Regions from separate parts of the Homo sapiens genome. Here region 2 is linked to region 1. Evidence: read pairs that join two places in POLR2A ChIA-PET (ENCODE). Cell type or tissue: HepG2. All regions are shown on one strand. Links, peaks and the distances in the headings refer to the core of each region. The heading gives the core; the rest is flanking DNA.

Region 1 (5,366 bases), core at 1-5,000:
AGGAGGTCTCAGGAAATCTCTCCTAACCACATTCCCCTAGGTGGACCTGTATCAGTTCATGGCCAAAGACAATGTTCCTTTCCATAGCTTAGTCTTTCCTTGCTCAGCCCTAGGAGCTGAGGATAACTATACCTTGGTCAGCCACCTCATTGCTACAGGTAAGTACCCTGGAAGACTACTGATGGGGTGTTCATAGGAAATGAGGGGTGAGGCAGTACTTGGAAAAAGATCTTGGAGAGCTGCTATCTTGAGTTAGGAGTTGAGCTGAAATAGGAAATAATTAAAATGAGAACTCAACCTAGAGAAACGAACAAGAACCTGAAGAAAGCAAAAGTCTAAAGCTAAAACTCTTTAGTAGATATAAGCAAAGAGAAAAAAGGGCCAGAATGGATAGGAAGGGACTCCCAAAATCTGAGCATACCAGCCCCTTAAGGAGAAATGTTGCTAGACACCCATAGTTGAGGTTAGAAAGAGGAAAGAAGGAAGAGTTAGTGGGCTAGAGAGGGGAAGGATGTGATGTGAGCAGATGGTTCTCACTCATTCTCCTCTGTCCAGAGTACCTGAACTATGAGGATGGGAAATTCTCTAAGAGCCGCGGTGTGGGAGTGTTTGGGGACATGGCCCAGGACACGGGGATCCCTGCTGACATCTGGCGCTTCTATCTGCTGTACATTCGGCCTGAGGGCCAGGACAGTGCTTTCTCCTGGACGGACCTGCTGCTGAAGAATAATTCTGAGCTGCTTAACAACCTGGGCAACTTCATCAACAGGTAGGACTTGGTAAGGGGTCAGAGTTAGCAGTGAGCTGGGGTGGGGCTCATTTTCCCTCAGGAGATGGGAATGTGGAGAGAACTAGAAAATGGGCAGGAGGCTGTGAGGACACTGTGGAAAGTTGATTTCTATTAATTGGGATCTGTTCCTAGCACATACTAGGCTATGTGTGCTTGATGGAACAGTTAGCTGTAGAGATGTGATTTAGCAAAGTTGGTTATAAAGTGGGTTTTTGTAAATTGTTTCCTTATTACTGTTCTTTGTAGAATTGAAGATGTATTCTCTCCCAGCAAAATAGTTCACCTGCAGATCATTGAAAAGTTTGGCTGAAGAAAGGGGTTATTTTGGTGTGGGGGTAGGAGGCTTCTGTGGGCTGGGCATGGTGGCTTACATTTGTAATCCCAGCACTTTGGGAGGCTGAGGCAGGAGGATCACTTGAGGCCGGGAGTTCAAGACTTGCCTGACCAACATAATGAATCTCCCATCTCTACAAAAAGAATCAGCCAGGCGTGGTGGCGCACACCTGTAGTCCCAGCCACTCAGGATGCTGAGGCGGGATGGTCTCTTGAACTTGGGAGATTGAGGCTGCAGTGGAGCAGTACTCGTACCCCTACACTCCAGCCTTGGCAAAAGAGGGAGATCCTGTCTCAAAAAAAAAAAAAAAAAAAGGCTTCTGCTATACTCTTCAGAGTTCAGAGTTTTTGTTACCTTAGGCTCACATTCTATCATTGGTGCCTATCTCAGCTCTTCTGCAATCTAAAGCAGTATTCTCCAGAATTTAGGATTCTTTAGTCACACTCTCTGAGCCCTGGACCCTTATAGGTCAGTCCTGCTACTCACTTTCAGCTTTGGTAATTAACCACATTTAATAAATAGTCCTTACCTACAGGAGTTCGAGACCAGCCTGGCCAACCTGGTGAAACCCCGTCTCCACTAAAAATACAAAAAGTAGCCGGGCGTGGTGGCGCACATCTGTAATCCCAGCTACTCAAGAGGTTGAGGCAGGAGAATCACTTGAACCCGGGAGGCAAAGGTTGCAGTGAGCCAAGATCATGCCACTGTGCTCCAGCCTGGGCAACAGAGTGAGAATCCTCAAAAAAAAAAAAAATTAAAAAAAAAAAAAAGTACTTGCCTAGAGTGTTTGTTTGATAGCAGTTAACACATACTCAGCTTGGTCATTTTGAGTAATGACTTTTTTTTTTTTTTTTTGAGATGGAGTTTCTCTCTTGTTGCCCAGGCTGGAGTGCAGTGGCGCGATCTTGGCTCACTGCAACCTCCGCCTCCCGGGTTCAAGCAATTCTCCTGCCTCAGCCTCCAGAGTAGCTGGGATTACAGGTGCACACCACCACGCCCGGCTAATTTTTTGCATTTTTAGTAGAGACGAGGTTTCACCATGGCCAGGCCAGGCTGGTCTTGAACTTCTGACCTCAGGTGATCTGCCCACCTCGGCCTCCCAGAGTGCTGGGATTTTAGGCGTGAGCCACTGCGCCCGGCCGAGTAATGACTTCTTAAAAATAAGAGGTACAGTTGTTTAACTTAATCAGGTTTCTTATGTGCAGAGTCAGATTCTTAGGGGAGAGAAAGAGTAAATAATTAGGCCTTGTCTACTAGCTTGAGGGAGCCAGGAGTTACCTGTTCCAGGCAGGAATCCTGAGAGAATGTACAGCTGTGGAAATTGGGTGAAATTCTAACAAGGAGACGGGATAATAACTTCCCCTCTTTTTTCCACTTCTGCTTTCCTACTCCCAACCAAGAGCTGGGATGTTTGTGTCTAAGTTCTTTGGGGGCTATGTGCCTGAGATGGTGCTCACCCCTGATGATCAGCGCCTGCTGGCCCATGTCACCCTGGAGCTCCAGCACTATCACCAGCTACTTGAGAAGGTTCGGTAAGTAACTGACACCTCTGTCTTTTCTGCTGGCATGTTGAGAGCCTCCTTGTATTGGTCTCTGTAGGACATTACACCTTGGCCTGCTTCCTCCCTTCCCAGGATCCGGGATGCCTTGCGCAGTATCCTCACCATATCTCGACATGGCAACCAATATATTCAGGTGAATGAGCCCTGGAAGCGGATTAAAGGCAGTGAGGCTGACAGGTAGGTAAGCGGGGAGGGTTGGCTAAAGGCATAAAGTGGCTTGTAAGCTGTATCCTCCTGGAGGTCTTGACTAATGTCTCCTCTTCCTCAGGCAACGGGCAGGAACAGTGACTGGCTTGGCAGTGAATATAGCTGCCTTGCTCTCTGTCATGCTTCAGCCTTACATGCCCACGGTTAGTGCCACAATCCAGGCCCAGCTGCAGCTCCCACCTCCAGCCTGCAGTATCCTGCTGACAAACTTCCTGTGTACCTTACCAGCAGGACACCAGATTGGCACAGTAGGTGGAAGAGCCAGCCTCTCTTAAAATTGATACTCTTGCCATGCAGCTTTTGGAGTGGGTGAGAGAAGACCTAACATCTCTCCAGTGTTACTTTGGTCATGGGACTCCTAAGTTTCTGATATAAAGTCCTTGGTAGTCGTTCACAAGTCCGGAATTATCTGTACATCTTCATTGTTCTTCATGCCAGAAACCAGAACCTGGCACACAAAACTAACTGGTAAACAGATATTTGAAGAAACACTGTGATCACCTAGTCTCCATAATGCTAGCAGATAGTGGGCAGGGAAAATACAGGAAAGCCATTTCCTCTTTGACACAAAATGAAAAAGTAAGTACATTGCTAAACTTCTGGATCAGCCTAGCATCCTTAGAGAGCTTAAAGAATCTTTGACCCTACAAATTATTTGGGGTTTCACAGGGAAAGCTACAGCTAATTTCCTAAAATCAGCAGATATTAGCTCAGTGTTAAGCTCGTTCTTTCTAAAACACATCAGAGATTGGGGTTGGAGAGGTCATCTGTATAGTCTATGGTAGAGTCTGTATCCAATCAGTAGATGATTCTGGAACTCTTTTTTTACAGGTCAGTCCCTTGTTCCAAAAATTGGAAAATGACCAGATTGAAAGTTTAAGGCAGCGCTTTGGAGGGGGCCAGGTGAGAAAGCTAAAGGCTGTGCCCTCGCTCCACAACAGCCACAGCATCACTTCCCTAATTTCCCTAAGTAGTCCTCACCCATCACTCTTTCCATCTTTTGGCCCTGCCGCTTCCTCACTTACAGTTTTTCTTTCCTGTCTTAACTAGAAGAGACCTTCGACTTAAAGGTAACCACTTTCCCTCTGAGATGCTGTATAAAACTGGAGGTTAGGGGATATTTATGGTTGCTGGTGATAACTTTGTTGTTCTCCAGGCAAAAACGTCCCCGAAGCCAGCAGTTGTAGAGACTGTTACAACAGCCAAGCCACAGCAGATACAAGCGCTGATGGATGAAGTGACAAAACAAGTATGAAGCTTAAGCCCTGTGGGAGACTGGACAAGCTGAATCCTAAATAGATCTTTTTCTTGCCTCACTGTTACCTCCCCACCCCCCTTTATCTTAGGGAAACATTGTCCGAGAACTGAAAGCACAAAAGGCAGACAAGAACGAGGTTGCTGCGGAGGTGGCGAAACTCTTGGATCTAAAGAAACAGTTGGCTGTAGCTGAGGGGAAACCCCCTGAAGCCCCTAAAGGCAAGAAGAAAAAGTAAAAGACCTTGGCTCATAGAAAGTCACTTTAATAGATAGGGACAGTAATAAATAAATGTACAATCTCTATATACAAGCTGAGACCTTTCCTTTTGTCTACTCCAAGCCTTCCCCCTGCGTATGTGGGATTGAGGGTCACATCATTGGCACTAGTGAGAGGGTAGTCAGTAGCCACTTCTGGGAAAGGTGGGTAGTGTGGCCCAAGTGGGGGACTGATGCTCCCAATTGTTCATGCTTGGTGCAGATTCACCATTCGGTCAATCAGAGCTCGGCGAGTCGCCTCTACTTCCCTGGTCAGGCGCTCGATTTCCTGCTTGAGCCGTTCATTCTCTTCAGCTAGCTGTGCCACTTTCCTTTCATTCTCCTGTTCTTTCTCCTTCATGCGCTGCTTTCCAGCCCGGGCTGGGGAATGACCACTCTGTTTCCGTTTCCTGGTTCTCCCTTGGTCTTCCTCCTCTTCCTCCTGAGCCAGGGAGCTCTGACTGGAATCTGGAGAGTGAGGGCTCTGGGAGGTGCTTGTGACCTCTGCTGGTTCTGGCTCCTCCTCAGTCAGCCAAGCCAGAGAAGCAGGGTCAAGAGTGGTGAAGATTTTTGATTCTTCCTTCAAGGAAATGAGGAAAGGGAACATAGATATTAGTTGAGAAGGGAAAGGTAACATCCCCCTTTAGCTTTAGGGCTAACATTCTTACCTCTTCATTTCCAGGAGGTGAAACATAGGTACCCCCATTTTCATCTGAAGACAGGACCTCTTGCAGGTCCTCATACCAGGCTTCCAGCTCCCAGCTGGACAGTGTCCCGAAGGAGAAAGGCAATGACTCAGCTGCCATCTCTGCAGTTGGATCAGTCTGGAAAAGCACATCTGCAGGATAATGGGGAGTGGCTGGAACAAGCTCCATGTAGCAAACAGTCTATGCCACAAGTTGGCAAGCTGGTCTGATGCCTGTTTTTGTAGGTAAAGTTGTACTGGAATACAGCCACATCT
Region 2 (5,366 bases), core at 209-5,208, 90 kb after region 1:
TCTTCCTCCCCATGAGAAGTCTGCTTGTAGTATTAGAATGTTATTGTTGACTCTCTCCCAAGTGCCTTGATCTTTGTAATATCTCCTGTTGTTTCTATGATATAGGAGCTAGGGGAAGGGGGTTGTTTGCCTTCTTCAGGACCTGACTGGACAGATGGACCTGGCTCAAGCAACTACTCTGGATGCACTTTGCTGTGTGGGATGAACTAAAAGTGTCTGAATTTTGCTGATAACTTTATAAAACTCACTATGGCATGCTTCCCTCCTGGTGGGCCCTAGGATGGATGACACTCAAGATACTACAGATGTGGGTGCAGGCATGCACACACACGATGGAATATGGCCATTCCTACACAGGTGGGGTAGAGAGTGGGTCAGCAGCCTGGCACCTCACAGAGGTGGGACCTAAGAGGACTCATGATTATGCAGAGAATTGGATTGGGTCTCTGTCATAGATTGAGTAATCTCTTCCCTTACCTCAATTCCATCTCCACCCATCTCTACATCTGGGCACAGCAACCCAGAGATGGCCAAAAGCATTCAAGCCTGGGGGAAGATGTTTGACTATTGCTGCTCTTCACCAGAACCTCACACCTCTCCTGGGACTGGAACCCTTCAGTGGGTGTGTGGCCAGTTTTGGAGGCTGGAATGATGGGCCAGGGTGTAGGATTCATTCTCCATGTAAAGTTTCCTTTCATCCTGCCTAGCCATCCCCAAGGTTTATTTCCAGAAGAAAGGAATATCTCTACTTGGATCAATTCTGGTCATTTCAAGAGGATGGAGGCCTCAAGTGTGGGAACTTCCCCTACTCCCTGGATGTGTGTACCTAGCACACTTCCTTCTCCCACCCCTTTTTCCAGTTGGATTTGTTTTTCTGTTCTCTTCTGTCCTGTCTTATACTGCAACTGTGTCTCCTAGGGGACAGATGGCCTTCTTTGTCATCTTCACTCTCCACCCCCAGAGAGGAGTCAGAGCCATAACTCAATCACTCAGCCCCTCCAAAGATAGTTGATGTGTGATAATCTCATAATGTTGAGAACCCTGATGAGATACATTGTCTTCCTCTCCCTACAATGCCTCTGGGGCCAAGGCACCCATTCTTCTTGCTATCCTCCATCCCCCTTGAGGCTTCCACTTTTTTTTTTTTTAGACATAAAGCTGGGCATCAGCAACTGGCCTGTGGTGATGCAAAGCTGCTTTGCTCTGTATCTGGCTGGACTGATCTGTCTCACAAGAAGCCATGAGGCCATAGGGAGAAGCTCCCTCTCCCCTTCATCTTCTGCTCCAAAGGTGGTAGCAAGAGGAGTACCCAGTTAGGGGTTGGAGCCCCCATATAACATCTTCCTGTCAGAAGACTGATGGATCTTTTTCATTCCAACCATCTCCCTTTCCCCCGATGAATGCAATAAAACTCTGTGACACCAGCAACCATTGCTCTTTAGAAATGGGTTTTCTGATCATATGGCTGATGTGTTATGGGCAGTATGGATGTCTTCATTTGTTGCTTCTGTTTTTCATCTTTTTTGTTTTATTAATAAAAATTTATGTATTTGCTCCTGTTACTATAATAATACAGGGAATAAATTATTCAATCCAAATTTCTGTACAGAAATGCCTTTTTTTTTTTTTTTTTAAATTTCACTTCTCTCAGGGAGCCTGTGTTTAAGGGTGCAGAGACCAGCTGAAGAATTCTGGTGTTCAAGGTGTTGGGCCCCTAACTAAGGATGTGGGTTTCTAGACAGATGGCTGTGAACTTTTTTAAAAAGGCTGTGAAGGGTGTGCACGGGAATGGAAAACTTAGTCTTTAACCTTGTGGGAGGTCAGCGGTAGTGAGGGCCAGGGAAGAGTAGGGTGATGGGACCCTTCCTCTTCCCAGAGTTCTGGGCTTGCTAACACTCCATCTTTGTAAAGGTGAGTAGGCCTCTCAGCCCACCAGCTAAAAGAAAAGGAATCTAGTATTCCCCCAGGCTTCCTGGGAAAGCTGTCCTCTTCCTGGAGGGAAGGAAGAGTACAGCAGGGTCCTGGGAAAGTGAAGAAAGTGACTAGCCCTCCAGTCTAGAGGGGGGAGTGAAAAAGGGGTGGATGAATAGAGGTTGTTGCCAGTTTGGGAGATTCCTGCCTGTCTTGGCTGAGGAAGTCTTTTGGCTGGTGGAAAAACCTGGCTTGATGTGGCCCCAGGGAAGTGAGTTGGATTGGGCGGAGACTGCTTGATGTGGGAAGCAGAGCAGAGCTTTTTTTTTTTCTTCTTTGAGAGTTTTTAACTCTATTTGAACCATACACTTGACACCACCACCACCTCGAGCCACTTTTTAAAAAATGTATTCGCTTCCCATTCTGCACCAGCCTCCATATCCCTGTTTGTGGAAAGAAAAATCAGAGGCACTGACCAATGATCATCTGAGAGCAGGTTGTGGGGGTCATAGGAGGTAACAATCTAGAAAGAGGCAGGAGATGAGGGAGGGGATTGAAATAGTTTAGTACCCGGATTTGTTTATTTTTTAGAGCCAATGCTTTTCTTTTTACTATGACTCTTCCCATCCCACATTGTTCCTCAAAGGCCCTTCTACCATAAGGATTCAAAAAATTGCCGCCCTCCCCCCGAATCCCCATATACCCACCAACACTTCACCCACCCATCCACCACCAGCTCCTGGGAGCTGCTACGCAGCTGGCTGGGAAAGAAAAGGGAGAGTGCTCCGCCGGGAGCGGGGAGCGAGTAGGGTGGCGTCTCCAGGGATTTAACCTCCTACCCTCAGTTCCATGACGCCACCCCCTCCCTCCAAAGACTGGGACAGCGCCTCCATTTTTGTTTTGGGGAGGAAGGGCAGGGGCTTGCGGATAGAAGGGGGTCAAAGGAACGGTGATTATCACCTGTGAGGGGAAAGGGGGTGCTGTCCTCCCTCCTTCCCTTTTCCTCAGCCTGCACCCCCTGCAATCCCCCACCTTTCGGGGTCTCCCCCTCCTTGTTGCTAAGGCCCGGACCGTCATCCCAGCAACAGCCTCAGTCATGTGACCGGCAATGGCGGCGCTGACGAGAGGTAGGTGAGCCCGGCGCCCCCCACACCCACCGCGCGCCCCCCGGGCCCCGCTCGCACCCCTCACGCGCCCCCCGCTCCCCCGGCGCCCCCTCCTCCACCTCCCCTCCCCGCGCGCGGCTCCGGGCTCCCCGCTCCGTGCCCGGCCGATCATCTTTCTAGCACCCTCCAGCCTTGGCCTCCATTCGGGGGTTCTGAGGGCTGCGATCGGGCCGACATGCACCCCCACCCGGCGGTGGGGATCCGGGGGCTTTGGCTACTGAGGGATGTGGGGAGTTGGTTCCGGGTCGGGTCTTGGAGGAGGCCGTGGGGGGAGGGCGGGAGCTGCTTCAGTGGATGCCCCCAGGGACCCTTGCCCATCCGGGCTGTGCCTCCCTCTGGCCTCTGTCTGGAGGGAGAGACTGGTTCCTTGTCCGGCCTGGGTTGCCACAGAGGAATCACAGACCCACCCTAAACTGGGGCCCCGCCTCCCTTTTCTGTGCCAGCAGGACTTGGACCTAGGACACCTAGGTCCTGGGTCCCCCGTGATGGGGAGAGAAGTGTTGCATCGCGGATAGACTGTATGGGCTGAGACTCTAGGGTTCCATTTTCACTTATGAATCTCGAGGTGCATCTGGCCTTGGGGGACGATGATGGAGGCATGAAGGGACAGCTGCTCCTTCTTGGATCAGTCAATAAATGGAGGTCACACTAATGGCCCTTCTTTCTGTTTGAGCTGCATTTGGAAGTGTTGTGGAGACAGCCCCGTAGCCCAATGCGACCAGACTCAGGGAAAACATCAGGCCCCTCCAGCTGAGCCCTTGTGTGAGCCCCGCCCCTCCCTAAATGCCAGACTTGGGAGCTGACAGACAGCACTGCCTGTGCTGGGTTTAAAAGGTGACAATGAGAACTTTGTTATTGCAGGGGCTGCTGCCACTTTGTTCACATCCTTAACAGACTTCAGCAGAAGGGACTGAGTTAGCTCTCAAGGAAGGCTCCCTGGCAATAGGGGCTGAATTATTTGGCAATGTGGAGCAGGCGAGGAGTTGGGGAGCATAGGAAATATTCCGGTCCATGTGATCTGAGGGAGGTGGCAAGAAGACCTCCACCTGTGTGGGCGTTTTCTTTCCTGACTTCTCTTATGTGTGCCCTAGGCTTTCTTGGGGGCCTCAGAGCTGGGGAAGAAAGGAGGAAGGTTAGCATGTTGAAGTTCCTTCTTGAGCAACTTGGGGAGAAGCTGATAATGGAATTCTGCAGAGAAGAGAGGAGATGGAAGGGGAGTTTTTATTTCTGGGTTGGCTGAGGGGAATGGTAACATTTGCCATCATAACTTTTTACCCTTCCCCCACTCCCAGTCCTGGTCAGCTGAGTGGAAATAGAAGGATTTCTGCTGCCATCATCTTCCATGGGCTTTCCAGGTATCTCCCCCGCAAGGGATCCTCAATTTTCACCCTTAAACTGGTTTCCTTCATTCCATGTTCCAAGTAATGCCATTCTTAGTAACCTATACCCAGGTTTCTGTCTCTGTTCCATGGGCTGCTGGGTTGGGGGCCATGGGAATTGGGAGAAGGGGTTTCTCACTTTCCTTCCATTTTTCCGCCCTACCAGGTCACACGACCTACAAGTAGGGAGCAGGGAAAGAAGAGTGAGCCTGCATGCCAATTCTAAGCTCTTCAGGATCAAAGTAAGCAAAAAGGAGGGGCAAAGAGTCTCCCTCCCCTTTAAACAGCCCATTTTTCCCCAAGAGGTGGGAGGGGCAAGTTGTTTCTATGATCTGGGAGAAATGACAGGAGAAACAAGACTGATACTTGGCTTAGATGATAATATAGCTCTGGAAACTTTTTTGCTCTTCAGTGGGTTTTGGGTTTGGAAGATAAGGGGAGACAGAATATGAATTTGGGTGAAGGGTTGGGGATTAGGCTTTGAGAAAACAGAGGTAATAGAGGGTTTGGAAGGAACCTGAAGTAGGAGGCACTGATACTTGTCAAATGGGGACCCCCCACCCTGAGTCCCTTTCACCCTGGGGGCAGTGTCGTTCGTCCTGTCCAGAATGGCAGCCTGTGGAGGCACCTGCAAGAACAAAGTGACTGTGTCCAAGCCCGTGTGGGACTTCCTGAGCAAAGAGACCCCAGCCCGGCTGGCCCGGCTTCGGGAGGAGCACCGTGTGTCCATCCTCATAGATGGCGAGACTTCTGACATCTATGTTCTCCAGCTTTCCCCACAGGGTCCTCCCCCGGCCCCTCCAAATGGGCTCTACCTAGCCCGGAAGGCTCTCAAGGGGCTGCTAAAAGAGGCAGAGAAAGAGCTGAAGAAAGCTCAGAGGCAGGGGGAGCTGATGGGCTGCCTGGCTCT

What was found. Peaks named below come from ENCODE experiments on the same cell type or tissue, not always from the same donor. Only the 100,000 strongest peaks of a DNase experiment are listed, where the experiment ranks them.
Region 2: POLR2A ChIA-PET joins it to region 1 with 6 read pairs; 17 of 35 experiments call an interaction of 5 or more read pairs at or near these places.

What each region holds. Positions count from the first base shown.
Region 1 is chr12:57,512,196-57,517,561 of GRCh38, forward strand. It overlaps MARS1 (methionyl-tRNA synthetase 1), which reads left to right. Exons shown (of 21, transcript NM_004990.4): 14 at 41-158; 15 at 556-769; 16 at 2,525-2,656; 17 at 2,759-2,863; 18 at 2,955-3,141; 19 at 3,725-3,796; 20 at 4,050-4,142; 21 at 4,240-4,457. The coding sequence ends at 4,386. It overlaps DDIT3 (DNA damage inducible transcript 3), which reads right to left. Exons shown (of 4, transcript NM_004083.6): 3 at 5,074-5,243; 4 at 4,398-4,985. The coding sequence starts at 5,211. The coding sequence ends at 4,614. MIR6758 (microRNA 6758) reads left to right here and starts at 493; the gene lies at 493-555. In HepG2, for the core only: no CTCF peak of the experiment used is centred there; no DNase peak of the experiment used is centred there.
Region 2 is chr12:57,601,821-57,607,186 of GRCh38, forward strand. PIP4K2C (phosphatidylinositol-5-phosphate 4-kinase type 2 gamma) reads left to right here. Exons shown (of 10, transcript NM_024779.5): 10 at 1-1,598. It overlaps DTX3 (deltex E3 ubiquitin ligase 3), which reads left to right and starts at 3,004. Exons shown (of 7, transcript NM_178502.4): 1 at 3,004-3,038; 2 at 3,751-3,911; 3 at 4,370-4,432; 4 at 4,623-4,698; 5 at 5,045-5,366. The coding sequence starts at 4,698. RefSeq lists enhancers at 2,374-2,885, 2,886-3,398. In HepG2, for the core only: no CTCF peak of the experiment used is centred there; no DNase peak of the experiment used is centred there; H3K4me3 peaks cover 1,393 bases; H3K27me3 peaks cover 359 bases.